3 separate regions of the Homo sapiens genome follow, and regions 2 and 3 are each linked to region 1. A link is a contact called in ENCODE Hi-C or POLR2A ChIA-PET data. All regions are on one chromosome and are shown on one strand. Each heading gives the region's core, a stretch centred on a gene start or an enhancer-like site at or near the end of the contact. The rest is flanking DNA. Distances are from core to core; before and after follow the strand shown. Region 1 holds the start of MRPL43 (mitochondrial ribosomal protein L43). Region 2 holds the start of FBXW4 (F-box and WD repeat domain containing 4). Region 3 holds the start of SCD (stearoyl-CoA desaturase).

Region 1 (3,996 bases), core at 222-2,721:
TCAGTGGTAATCCAAACAGATTGTGGTAGGCGCTGGGTCGGGGAATAGTGGTTTCCTCGTAGCTCACTCCATCCCCCTGGCATTTAGCCTCTAGGAGCTTCAGGCCTCGTAATCCTGAGCCCCCAGGGGAGAACCAAGGGAAGACAAGACTGCGAGCAGGTCGCAGATATCGCACACTGAAACGCTTGAGTGTGTCATCTGTAACCTTGGTAAGGCCAAACATTGTATCAGCCAGCTGAACCTCCTCCTGATCAGGCAGCTCCCAGAGAGGTATTGCTCGGTTCCAGATCCTCCGGACCTCCTCGCTGTCCTCAAATTCTGGTGCCTTGCTAAGCAGAAACCCCTCCCTGGCCCCATCCCCTCGCCCCTCCACGCTGGCCTGGAAGTCTTCCCAGCTCCCTTCTGCTAGGCTGGTCATGCAGAGAAAGTGGCCTGTGGTCTTGTCAATGAAGAGGCTGAAGGAAGTGGTAACACCAGTCTGGCCTTTGAGCTGTGAAGACTCTGCAAAGGGGCTCAGTGCCCGCAGGCAACTGTGACCATCCTGGAAGGGGATCCCATGCCCCCGCAAATACTGGCGGATTTCAGTTGCAGTTACAGGCAACACTGGCATATCCAAGGCTTGGAGAGTCTCCTTCCTGTAACGTCTGCGAGGAGGGCCTGGGGCCAAGTTTCGGGGCAGGCCCCTCCGACCCATCCACTCCCCACGCAGGGGTAACAAGATACGGAGGGGGTACCCACTTCGGAGGAGGACCCACATTCCTAGCCAAATGTGGGAAGTCACTACTTGAAATGCCTTAGGTGCCTGGTTAGCGTGCCTTCACTAGACCAAACTCTAGGGATATCCCACGCAGCACTCTGCAGAGCTCACTCTAGGTGCATTCTTTCTCTCCATGAATTTCTCCTCTTCAGCCCCTCTACGTTGCTGCTTCACACATATGCCCATCTACACGACCCTTTCGCGTCCACGTCCTTCTACAATGGCTCCCCCACCTCTATGGTCCGTTAGTTAGTTTCTCTCCGCCACCTCACCTCTATGACCCTCTATACAGTTCCTCACTGACACAGTTTCTTTGCATCATCTTCTCACCTCTACTGCTCCTCCACAGCATCTCCTCGTCGTCCTCATTTCTATAGTCATCTGCATCCTTTTTGTAGTCCCTTTGCCCTAGGCCCCGACTAGAGACCCTCTTCCGCTTCTCCTTCCCCTCACTGGGACCTCAACACGGCGAGAGCACCCAGCACGACTCCCGCCAATCCCCCGGCCCAAAGGAATGCCAGTCTCTATCCTCCCCCGTGTCTTCACTCCGCTCTACTACTCCGAGCTCCGCCGCGCCGGCCCCCAGCCCCAGGTTACCACTTTTCTCTCTCCCACTTCGCCGGCAACGTGAGTCTCCCGCACATGCTACTCGCCTTGACCTCGGAAGCAAAACTCCGGGAGCGGTCGTCCCGGAACCGGAAGCCTCGAGGTTTAGTCCCGCCCCCCTCTCCTCGCTGCTTAGGCTCCGCGGCCTCCAAGCTGTAGCTATGACGGCGCGCGGGACTCCGAGCCGCTTCTTGGCCAGCGTTCTCCACAACGGACTGGGTCGCTATGTGCAGCAGCTGCAGCGTCTGAGCTTCAGCGTCAGCCGCGACGGCGCCTCGTCTCGCGGCGCCAGGTGAGCCAAGGGAAGTGCGCAGGCGCGGGTCGGGGTGGGTGTGGAGGTGGCAACGACTCCCCGGGTAGGTCGCCCCCAGTCAGGGGTCATACTGCTCACTGTCCCGGGTCGCTTAGGGAGTTCGTGGAGCGGGAGGTGATCGACTTCGCCCGACGGAATCCAGGGGTCGTAATATATGTAAACTCGCGTCCGTGCTGCGTGCCCAGAGTAGTGGCCGAATACCGTGAGTGGGGCCGGGCTCGGGCTGGAGGGCGGGATCAGGGGCTCGACCCGCTATCCTCCTTCTCGCTTGGTCGCACCGGCCAGCTTCCACCCACTCTCACCCCTCTTCTGCCAGTTAACGGGGCTGTGCGCGAGGAGAGCATCCACTGCAAGTCGGTCGAGGAGATCTCGACGCTGGTGCAGAAGCTGGCCGACCAGTCGGGCTTGGACGTGATCCGCATCCGCAAGCCCTTCCACACCGACAACCCTAGCATCCAGGGCCAGTGGCACCCCTTCACCAACAAGCCGACCACGTTCCGCGGGCTACGCCCCCGAGAGGTTCAGGATCCTGCCCCAGCCCAGGTGCAAGCACAGTGAAGAGTTGCCCCACCAACTGCAGCCCCAGGCTTTGGACTGTTACTCCGGTAAAGGTGGTTCTTCCCCTTTGGGATTCCAAGCCCAGGCAAATGGAACCCATCAATGGGCAAGTTGACAGAGGTTCTGCTTGGGATAATGAAGAGCTGCCTGTTTCTTTCCAGTGCCTGCTTCTGGGGGCAGTGACCTTGTGAACCACTCATTTTTATGCAAGTGGCATCCCTAAAACCTGAGATGAGGAAGACTTCAAGGGTTTTACAGGGCCCTTGTTTTTTAAATCCAAATTGATAATAATGATCTCAAAACACAGTGAGAGGTCTGAAGGCTGGCTTCTGAAGAATCCCTGATGTCTTATTGGAACAACCACTGAGCTACGGAGAGCTCTGCTGTGATGGGCTAGGCACTTTATATCTGTGTGAATACAGATTTATAAAACAGGTTAATAAACTTATCCAAGGTCACATTTCAGGTCTGTCTTCAAAATGTGTGCATATGTTAAGCACAAGCCTCAGTTTTCATTATTTTAAAACTAGACGCAGAACATATAACAACTGTCAGGTGGTTAGTATCAAAGGCCAAGTGATTAATCTAGGCCTGACCCCTGAAAGGGAGAGGGGAGTGATTCTCAGACCAAGTCCTGGCTGACAAGCTTTCTCTGGTCTTAGCTATACATCTCCTTCCCCCCACGTCCCTCTTTGTGCAGAAATAAAATCCATGTCCCTTGAGCCAGCTGGTGGGGGGTGCTGAGAACCTTGGGGAAGGGCAGGAAGGCTGATATTAATGAGTATTTTCTAATCTTAGTTTAAAAAGGGGGGATGGTGGGGAAATGAGAGGCAGGAAATGAAAATCTAGAAACCCCTGTAAGAATTCTTGAACTGTTGTCATTTTCTTGTCATGCCCTAACACCATGATCAATGAATAGTGTGAACCTTACTAAAGAGGCCTGTGTGCCTGCCAAGGAGTCAGGATGGAAGCGGAGGATCCCAATTTCCTCTGCAAATAGTTGTATTGGGGAGCAGAGCCAATCCTGGAGGCAGATATCACCTTCTGTATAGGCTCAGGAGCCTGTCCCCTGGTGATCAGGGGTGGGCGCATCTAGATGAAGCAGACTAGTCATAGCTGTGGGGAAAAAGGGTGTTTATTAACCAACGGCAGGGGGAGGAGCTGAGCCCAGGCTCCCCACTCTGTCACATGCCTGTTCCACCCACCTGGTTGTAAGTGGGGGCATTCCTAAAGAAGTGTAGCCATTCTCACAATAAATACATTCATTGTGGGGTGGAGGTGGGAGAGGTTGGGTGAAGGGCAGTAAAAACCCGTGGGATTCCACGTTCTCAGCTACAAAAATAACAGTCATCCTCACCCGAGGGGAATGGGGGAGCTCAGTCAGAATTGATTGTCCCATATAGGCCTAGAGACTTCAGAGGCCCCTGGCCCCTGAAAGTGCCCCGGTGAGGTAGGACAGGGGTAGGAGCTAAGCGTCCAAACTCCCAGCCTCTGCCCTTTGCATAGTTCCAAGAATGGGCTTCATGTGCCAGTTGAGACATCAGATTTCTCCTCCCTTTCCCTGCTGTAGTCTAGAGGAAGCAAATGCTTGATTCCCCCAAAAGAGAGGCTGGCTCATTGAGTGCAGTGTTGGTCATCCATCCTAGGCAAGGGCCTGTGAGGACAGTTAAATGGGAGGGGGATCTCCCTCTGAAATGTCCACGGACTAAACCCAACAGACAGGTCCAAGACAGCAAGGGAGGCTCAGAGGTGCATGTGAGTG
Region 2 (3,996 bases), core at 417-2,916, 710 kb before region 1:
ATCAATAAATATTGAACTCATGACATCACCTAAATGTGAAGTATTCCTGCCTTAGTAGTCTTCTAACAGTATGGTACCTGTGAATAAGTAAATTTCTTTATAATGATCTCTAAAACATGGCTTAAATTCTTTGGCCGCATTGAAATCTATAAAATAGTGCTTTCAATAAACCACTGCCTTGAGTTTGGAAATCGTTTTCTACACAAAGTCTTTGTTGCATTTGGAGAGGGGGAGGGATGGCATTTTTTTGTAACAGGATTTGACCTGTAACTATTATTAAGAATTTTCTTAGAGGAGTTCAAAGCATTTTACAGGGATCATCTCATTTATCCCTCGAAAGTAAGGCAGAGGCATTATCTCCACTACAGATTGAGAACACTAAAAGGCCAAGATAGGTGGGGCTTTTTGTTGTTGTTTTGCTAAGATCAAAAAGTAATTCTAGGGCAAAGCCAGATTCCGGTCTGACCTTGTTACATGATGCTTCTTGCAGCACCATAATACAATGTAGTTGCTTCCCTAGGTTTCTCTTTGGCTATGCTAGGTGTTGAATAATTTTCAGGGTCAATTTTTATTCTTCCCTGCTCCCTGAAAATGAGTGTTAAGATGTAGATAAGTACAAAAGAAAACTCTCCAATCCTTCCTACCTGGATTTGGAGTACAGGATAAACAGACAGAAATTGGCATCTTCCTCCCCTCCTCCAAGTTTTACTGCCTAGCCCAATGCTAATAGAAAAATAACCCGAGCCACAAATGCAAGTCCCATGTATAATTTTAAATTTTCTAGTAGTTACATTAAAATATATTGTATTTAGCCCAATACAGCGTATCCAAAATATTAACACTTCAACACGTAATCAATATAAAATTATTAATGAGATATTTTGCATTCTTTTTTTTGTATGGCTTCAAAATCTGGTGTGCATTTCTCACTTATAGCTCATTTCAATTTGTATTAGCCACATTTCAAATGCTCAGCAGCCACATGTGACGAGGGAGGACACTGTTGGACAGCACAGGTCTAGACCTCAGTAGCTCTCCCTTCAGATTAATGCCATGTGAATCGAATGGGTGGTATGAAGAATGGATGCTGAGTCCTTGGAGAATCCACTTGCACTTGGGTGGTGACTGATAAGAAGCCCTAGCTGTGCCATTTCCTGATACATGACTGTTTTTGAAGTTATGGACTCAGGATCTAGAAGACTGCAAATCCCCAAATACGTCTAACACCCAAGCTCACGCCAGGACCGTGCTTCCGGGCCTGTGTGAGAACCTAAGCTATGGAACCTGTCAACTTCTAGGGCTGCAGATTCGTTGGGCCCTCACATGTGGCCCGTGGAAAGGAGGCATCACTCGAGGAAGAGGAGGGCTTCTAGAGGGGCAAGGCCACCCAACTAGGGGCTTCTTGAGGGCAGGTGCTCCAAATGGCCGCTTCCTGAGGGCAGCGGGTCCTCTTGTGGCCTCAGGCAGGGCCCTGAAACCGGCCTCACGTGTTTGCAGCGCGAACTCCTGTGCTTCCACCAAGCGCTCTCGGGGATGCGGGGGTGGTGTCAGCGCCCCGGCCCCAGCCCGCACCCCGAAGTGGCTCCAAGGCTGCAGGTGTGAGGGGCGTGCCCAGGGCTCGGCCCGCGCCGCCCCATGTGACCCGGTCCGACATGGTGTCGCCTCCTCCCGGGGCGGCGGCGGTGGCGGCTCGGGCTGGGCTCCGCGTCGGGCCGGCCCCGCGGCCGCTCATGGGCAGCCAGGGCCGCTCGGGGCCCCCCGGGAACGGCGGGCCCGGCGAGGGCGAGGGCGGAGAGGCGAGGAAGCTGCAGGAAGGGAGGGTGGCGAGGGGGAAGCGAAGGAAGGGGAAGGGGAAGGGAAAAGCGAGAGCGGGGCAAGGCGGAAGAGGAAGCGGGGCGGAAGGGAAGCCCGGGCCGCAGACGGCGAAGGAGGCAGCCGGGCCGGGGGCTGACGCGGGAGCGAGGGCATGCCCAAGGGAGGAAGCAGAGGGAGGCAGAAGCGTGGAGGAAGGGGCGAGAGGCATCGTCAAGGGAGTCGAGGGGAGCGCAGGGGCCGGGAAGGAGGCACAAGGAAGAGAGTATGGGAAGAAGGAGGAATGGAGGGTCAGGGCTAGGCGGCGGGAGGGCGCCAGGCCGGGAAGAGCACAGGGACGAGGGGGTCAGGCTTGGGCCGACATCGCGGGGACAGGGGTGGCCATGGCGGCGGCGGCCGGGGAGGAGGAGGAGGAGGAGGAGGCGGCTCGGGAGTCGGCTGCCCGCCCGGCCGCGGGGCCTGCGCTCTGGCGCCTGCCGGAGGAGCTGCTGCTGCTCATCTGCTCCTACCTGGACATGCGGGCCCTCGGCCGCCTGGCCCAGGTGTGCCGCTGGCTGCGGCGCTTCACCAGCTGCGATCTGCTCTGGCGCCGGATAGCCCGGGCCTCGCTCAACTCCGGCTTCACGCGGCTCGGCACCGACCTGTAAGCGTCCGCTCGCCCGCCCGCTCCCCGCCCCGAGCCGGCCCCGCGTCCCGGGAAAGGGCGGGGCGCCGCGGCCTGGTCGGCCCAGGGTCGTGTCGCACCCCGAGTTTCTAGGCCTACACCTGACCTCCGCCTACACCCTTTCCCGAGCACTCTCGGGGACCCCTTTGCCCCTCCTCCCCAAGGCCTCCATCTGAGGCAGCCTCCCGAGAGCATCCCTCAGTAGGCACCCTCCCGGGTGGGCCGCTCCTCACAATTAGCCATCTTAGGCACTCCCTACAGCTTTCGATTGTGTGTTTTTGCAGAGGTTTAGCTGCCCCGGTTCCTTCGCCCCAGAGGAGCCAGTCTGGTACGGTGCTTTGGACGATTCCTTGAGTCCAGGTCTAGGACTCAGGTTCCTTAAGTGGTCTATCATAAATTTTTGTGGACTTTCATCTTTCATCCTCCCTACCCTTTTCTAAAGGTTGTTAAGCTTCAGGGCTCGGACCTTAAGAGAAGCCCTCGGTCCCAGTGTTCAGCCATAGTTTATGACTTCATATAGGCAGAGCGACACGAAAAAGGGGGCCTGCTTGAGGCAGGAGGCTGGAGTCTGTCCAGGATGTGTACAAGACATGGTATTGCAATTTGGCCTGTTTTTGGTAGGGTCTGAGACCTGTGAATGAAAAACTTTTCTGAACCACTTAAACTGTTAAATAGGAAGGAAAAAACATGTAGGGAATTGGGGGAATAAGAGCTTTCAGATTGCCCCCTATTCCACCCATTTTTTAAAAAGTAGTTCTTTCTAGTACATTATGACAACATTAAATAACGTTTTTAAAAACATAAAAAGCCATAATACCATCACCTCTAGACAATTATTTTCATTTAAAAACCTTTTCAGTTGCACATATAATTGCTATCTTACTGATCCTAACAGAATAGGTACATAGTAAATGTTTGTGGGCTGTCGCATAATGAGATTAAAGAACATCCCTCTACTATTAAACTTACATGTAGTGTTCAGCTTTTTGTTATTATAGATAATAATGAAATAATGCATTTTTGAGTAACAGCTTTACTGAAATATAAGTCACATGTCATTACCATACATATTTTTTAAAAATCAGTTCCTTAGGATAAAGTCTCAAGGTGGCATTATAGCAAAGGTTATGGTTTGCAGAGGTGCTGTACCAAATTATAGTGGGACCAGCACAGAGTGAACAAATTTTATGTGAGAATTTAGAAAATCTTTGCCACTTTAGTGGTCATTTAAGGTACCAAAGTTGTGTTATTTTGCATCTCTTTTACCACTGGCTGGGATAAATATATTCCCATGTGTTTGTTTCACCTGGGAGACTGTCTCTTCCCACTCTTTGCCCATTTATTACTGGGGTCTTCTTGTTTTTCCTATAAATTTGGAATCTTTGTGGGTCTTAGATGTTAGAATCTAGTCTGTCATCTTTGATCCAGATATTTTTCCCAGTCAATTCATTTTACTTTACTGTTTTACACTTTATTAGGCTCTGCCAGTCTTTTGTGATTTTTTTCTCTTTTTCTCCCCA
Region 3 (3,996 bases), core at 521-3,020, 640 kb after region 1:
AGAGCATTTTGTTGACTGGTATGTGCAGCACCCTGGAATGTAGAGTAACAGAGCAACACACACCTGTGTGACTTGGGTTGCACGGGAGCTTCATCTTCCTCTGTAACGAAGAAGCCTGGTCTGGCCAAGGGGTCAGGTCAAAATAGTTTTGTGGATAACAACCTCTCTTTTCCTCTCTTTCCAATGAGCTCTCTCCTCCCTTTCCAATAAACTCTCTCCCTGAGTAGTTTCCCTTGTGCTAGCCTATGATTGCTCAACACAAACCCTAGAAAGCCAATGGTTTAGTACCATGTTCCCATGCCTCCCAGGTAGAGGGGTTTGATTCTTTTGTGGCTGGCAGGGGTGGGACAGGCAGCCAAGCAAATGACTCAAACAGAAAAGCTCTTTCAGGGAAAGCTGACTCTCCAGCACAGCACACTTCAAAGCCCACAAGCACAAGGTTCCAAAGCTCTCAACCCCCAGCATTGACAGTCCTGCATCTCAGTACCCCCAGGTTCTTCCCAGCCCACTAGGCCTGAAGCAACCAAAGAGAAATGCCTGAGAAAAACCCCAACCGGGAGGCTGGGAGGGGCTGGTGTCCTCTGTAAGATCCTACCTTATTAAAAGAGCAGTGAGTACCTGGAGGACTAGGTCAGGAGGACAGGGAGGCTGCTTACCCCAAAGCCAGGTGTAGAACTTGCAGGTAGGAATCAAAGTGATCCCATACAGGGCTCCCAAGTGTAGCAGAGACATAAGGATGATGTTTCTCCAGACATATTCAACCTTGGGGCTTGGGCCTTCCTTATCCTTGTAGGTGGGGTCATATATATCATCTTTTATATCAGGGCGAATGTCGTCTTCCAAGTAGAGGGGCATCGTCTCCAACTTATCTCCTCCATTCTGCAGGACCCTGGAGGGAGGCGCTGTAATGGTGGTGGTGGTGGTATAGGAGCTAGAGATCTGGAAGGGGGAGGAAGAGGAGAGTCAGGAGAAGAGACACGTGGAGGCAGCTGGGGCCACTCCGCTCTCTAATCACGCTGGGGGAAGGGTGGACAGTACGGACCCTTCCGCAGCGCCGTAGTTCACTGAGGGTAGGGTGTATCCGAGACGCAACGGAGAAAAGTTCCCTGAAACTGTACAGATACATTAGGGGCGGAGGGCGAGGGGGACGAGGGGCGCGAAACCTATCGGGAGGCGGCAGTAGGAAGGAGAAGTAAAGCACTCACATCCCCACGAAGACAAAGGAAAACCCGCATAATTCATAAAAGCACCAGCACGACCGGATTTTTCTTTAAAGCTTAAGAAACTAAAGTTGGAGACTCAAGTCCCCAAATTACAATCCACATTCCCAACTCACGGAAGGCAGCACAACTCGAAAAAGATGACCAAGTCCTCCGCGGAGCTCTCCCCTCTCTTCTGCCACCAACCCGTCCCCTGGAAGCCCAGCCCGCGCCTGCGACCCGGCGGTACGGGGCCAGGCTGGGAAACTCACATCGTCCTGCAGCAAGTGGGCCGGCATCTTGGCTCTCGGATGCCGGGATCACTTTCCAGGGGGCTGAGGCTCCGGAGCGGAGTTCGGGGTCGCCGGAGGACTGCGGTTTCGAAGCCCGCCGGTACGCGCTGAGCCGCGGCGCCTTGCACGCTAGCTGGTTGTCGGCGCTAGCCGCGGTGCGTGGAGGTCCCCGAGCCGGGAATTTAAAGGCTAGAGCTGGCAACGGGTGACCGTGTCCGGTATTTCCTCAGCCCCCTTTTATCCGCTGCCAAGCAGGGGCAAAGTGCGAGGAGTTGACTGGCGCGGGCGGTCCCGCGTGGAGGTAAGGGCGGGAGGGGGAGGAGACAGAGGCCGAGGCTCGCGGCGACCGCAGCAGGGCGCCGGGGATGCTGCCGACACCGACACCACACCACCCGGCCTCTGCCCCTGCCCCTGCCTCTGGGGAAATGCTAATGAGGCTTCTGTAAACTCCGGCTCGTCATTGGCCGAAGGGAATTTGGTGCCACCTCGTCCTGCCGTTGCCATTGGCTCGGCGCAATCTGCTGTTCCCTCTGCCGCCAGCTCCTCGCTCCCCCTCCCCTCTGTTTCTCCTTCTCAGCTTCTCTTCCACCCGCCGCTGGGCCTCTGCCCGGCATCCCGCGTCGGGAGCTTTCTCTCTGGAAGGGGCTGGGGACCCGGTTTGGGGCTGGGGCGCGGAGCCTAGCCCAGGACCGGCCCTCGGGCACACGGAGAACGGGTGGGTGGGCACTGGGGAAGTTTCTCAGGAAACAGTGGTGAACCCTCGGGGGGCGCCCACCACTAACATCTCCGTCCCGTCTTCCGTCCCCCCAGGCGCGTGGCAGGGAGACGTGGCAGCCACCCCAGGATCTGGAGCTTGGGGGACGCGGGAAGCCCCGCCTCCCTCCCGGGCGAGCGCGGGGGACTCGGTACGCCTGCGAACAATGGCTCTGCCCCGCCCACCAGCCACGCGCTGCTCACCCGGGACCGCACCGGACTCCGGCCGCACACACAGGCTGGCTGGTGTGTGTGTGCCTGCGCGCACGCATCCTGTTCAGGACCCGGGCGGGCAGTCCCATCCCCAAGCCCGCGCCTCCAGGATGCGTGCGGGATGTTTTGGAGATTCTTCAGACTGGCAGGTTGTAATTTTGGAATCTTCTTTGTGGAAACCGTCAGGAAACACTGACATGTGTTTTCACCCAGCAGCAGGCGAAAGGGCTTGGATGTGGAATAAGAATAGCTGGCAGGTATTGAATTATTACTGCAAGCCAATTCACAAGAATCGTTTTCTGTAAGCCTCTCTGTGACCCTGGGAGGTGGGTACCCCATTATTCCATTTTAAAAGTGAGGAAAGAGATATGGAGAGATGGAATAACTTGCCCATGGTCACAGCAACCAGTAAGTGATGGAGCTGGCAGTTGAGCCCAGAAACACCATATGAGAGCCCAAGCTCTTAATCCCTGCTCAGGACCATATTGCCCTCGGTCCCTGAGATGCTCTGACCCTACTGATCTGTCCCTGTGCCCCCATCTTTTCCGTGTCTGTAGGAGCCTTACCATGAGAGCTCAGAACCAGGCAGGCTATGCATTCACCCGGTGTCCTTCCATGCCCATGTCTTTCCCAAATACTGCCCTAGGATCCTTCCCCTGGGAAGAGGAGAAAATACGGAGTGCTGCGCCAATGATTCACTTCCCAGGAAGACAAGCACCTGGGATTTCCTGGGAGGTAGACTAAGCAGCTCCTTTGTTGGCCACTGGTCTCAGGGTCAGGCCAACTCTCTGGCCAGTGACCAGGAGACTGCATTCCAGTCCTGGCTCCCTGTCCGGTGTGAAAGTTCTGAACAAGACTGGATGATTTCAGATGTGGACAGCTCATCCAGTCATGCCTCAGAAGTACTTGGCATGTGGCACAGAAATCTGTACGTGGTCTGACCCCCTTCAGGTTCTCTCTGCAATGTCTAATTTGCTTAATTCTTTTGTTTTTTGTTTTTTTGAGAGGAAGTCTCGCTCTCTCCCCCAGGCTGGAGTGCAGTGGTGTGATCTCGCTTCACTGCAACCTCTGCCTCCCGGGTTCAAGAAATTCTCCTGCCTCACCCTCCCAAGTAGCTGGGATTACAGGCATGCGCCACCACACTTAGCTAATTTTTTGTATTTTTAGTAGAGACGGGGTTTCACCATGTTGGCCAGGCTGGTTTTGAACTCCTGACCTCAGGTGATCCACATGCCTTGGCCTCCCAAAGTGCTGGGATTACAGGCATGAGCCACCACGCCTGGCCCGGAGAATATTTTCATTCTATTTCTCTTTCGAGCAGAGATCACCTCTACTCCTGAGGCCCTGGTCACACTGTGGTTCTCAAGTGACAGTGGTCAAACCAACACACTGATTTGGATTCTAAGATTTATTTTTTTTGGTCTGGGGGCCCTACCTCAGCAAAAGGAACAATAGTTACAACAATTATGACAGCAAAAAGTTTGAGACCAGCTTGGCCAACAAAGTGAAATCCCATCTCTACTAAAAATACAAAAATC

The links. Hi-C counts contacts between places; a loop is a spot of excess contacts on that map. ChIA-PET counts read pairs that join two places held with the same protein, here RNA polymerase II (POLR2A). Pooled maps may share reads with other maps.
Region 2: a pooled map shows a loop between it and region 1 (9-fold over the local background). The contact joins the promoter of FBXW4 here to the promoter of MRPL43 in region 1. A Hi-C loop is called at or near these places in 2 of 168 maps with a recorded cell type or tissue (CD8-positive, alpha-beta T cell and prostate gland), 1 of 37 single-sample maps with no recorded cell type and 5 of 50 pooled maps. POLR2A ChIA-PET finds 5 or more read pairs at or near these places in 2 of 52 experiments (T-cell and activated CD4-positive, alpha-beta T cell).
Region 3: a loop to region 1 is called in a pooled map, with 4 times the contacts of the local background. The contact joins the promoter of SCD here to the promoter of MRPL43 in region 1. A Hi-C loop is called at or near these places in 4 of 37 single-sample maps with no recorded cell type and 7 of 50 pooled maps. POLR2A ChIA-PET finds 5 or more read pairs at or near these places in 4 of 52 experiments (Caco-2, GM12878, OCI-LY7 and 1 more).

The regions. Positions count from the first base shown.
Region 1 is chr10:100,984,972-100,988,967 of GRCh38, reverse strand. It overlaps MRPL43 (mitochondrial ribosomal protein L43), which reads left to right and starts at 1,471. Exons shown (of 3, transcript NM_032112.3): 1 at 1,471-1,655; 2 at 1,772-1,878; 3 at 1,993-2,699. The coding sequence starts at 1,525. The coding sequence ends at 2,234. It overlaps TWNK (twinkle mtDNA helicase), which reads right to left and starts at 1,425. Exons shown (of 5, transcript NM_021830.5): 1 at 1-1,425. The coding sequence starts at 757. SEMA4G (semaphorin 4G) reads right to left here. Exons shown (of 15, transcript NM_017893.4): 15 at 3,352-3,996. RefSeq lists an enhancer at 1,643-1,712.
Region 2 is chr10:101,692,840-101,696,835 of GRCh38, reverse strand. FBXW4 (F-box and WD repeat domain containing 4) reads left to right here and starts at 1,666. Exons shown (of 9, transcript NM_022039.4): 1 at 1,666-2,455. The coding sequence starts at 1,731. RefSeq lists silencers at 1,497-1,776, 1,807-1,856, 2,137-2,596 and an enhancer at 2,907-2,986.
Region 3 is chr10:100,345,007-100,349,002 of GRCh38, reverse strand. SCD (stearoyl-CoA desaturase) reads right to left here and starts at 1,770. Exons shown (of 6, transcript NM_005063.5): 1 at 1,472-1,770; 2 at 657-939. The coding sequence starts at 1,498. RefSeq lists enhancers at 1,406-1,645, 2,026-2,095, 1,744-2,335 and silencers at 1,876-1,925, 2,126-2,505.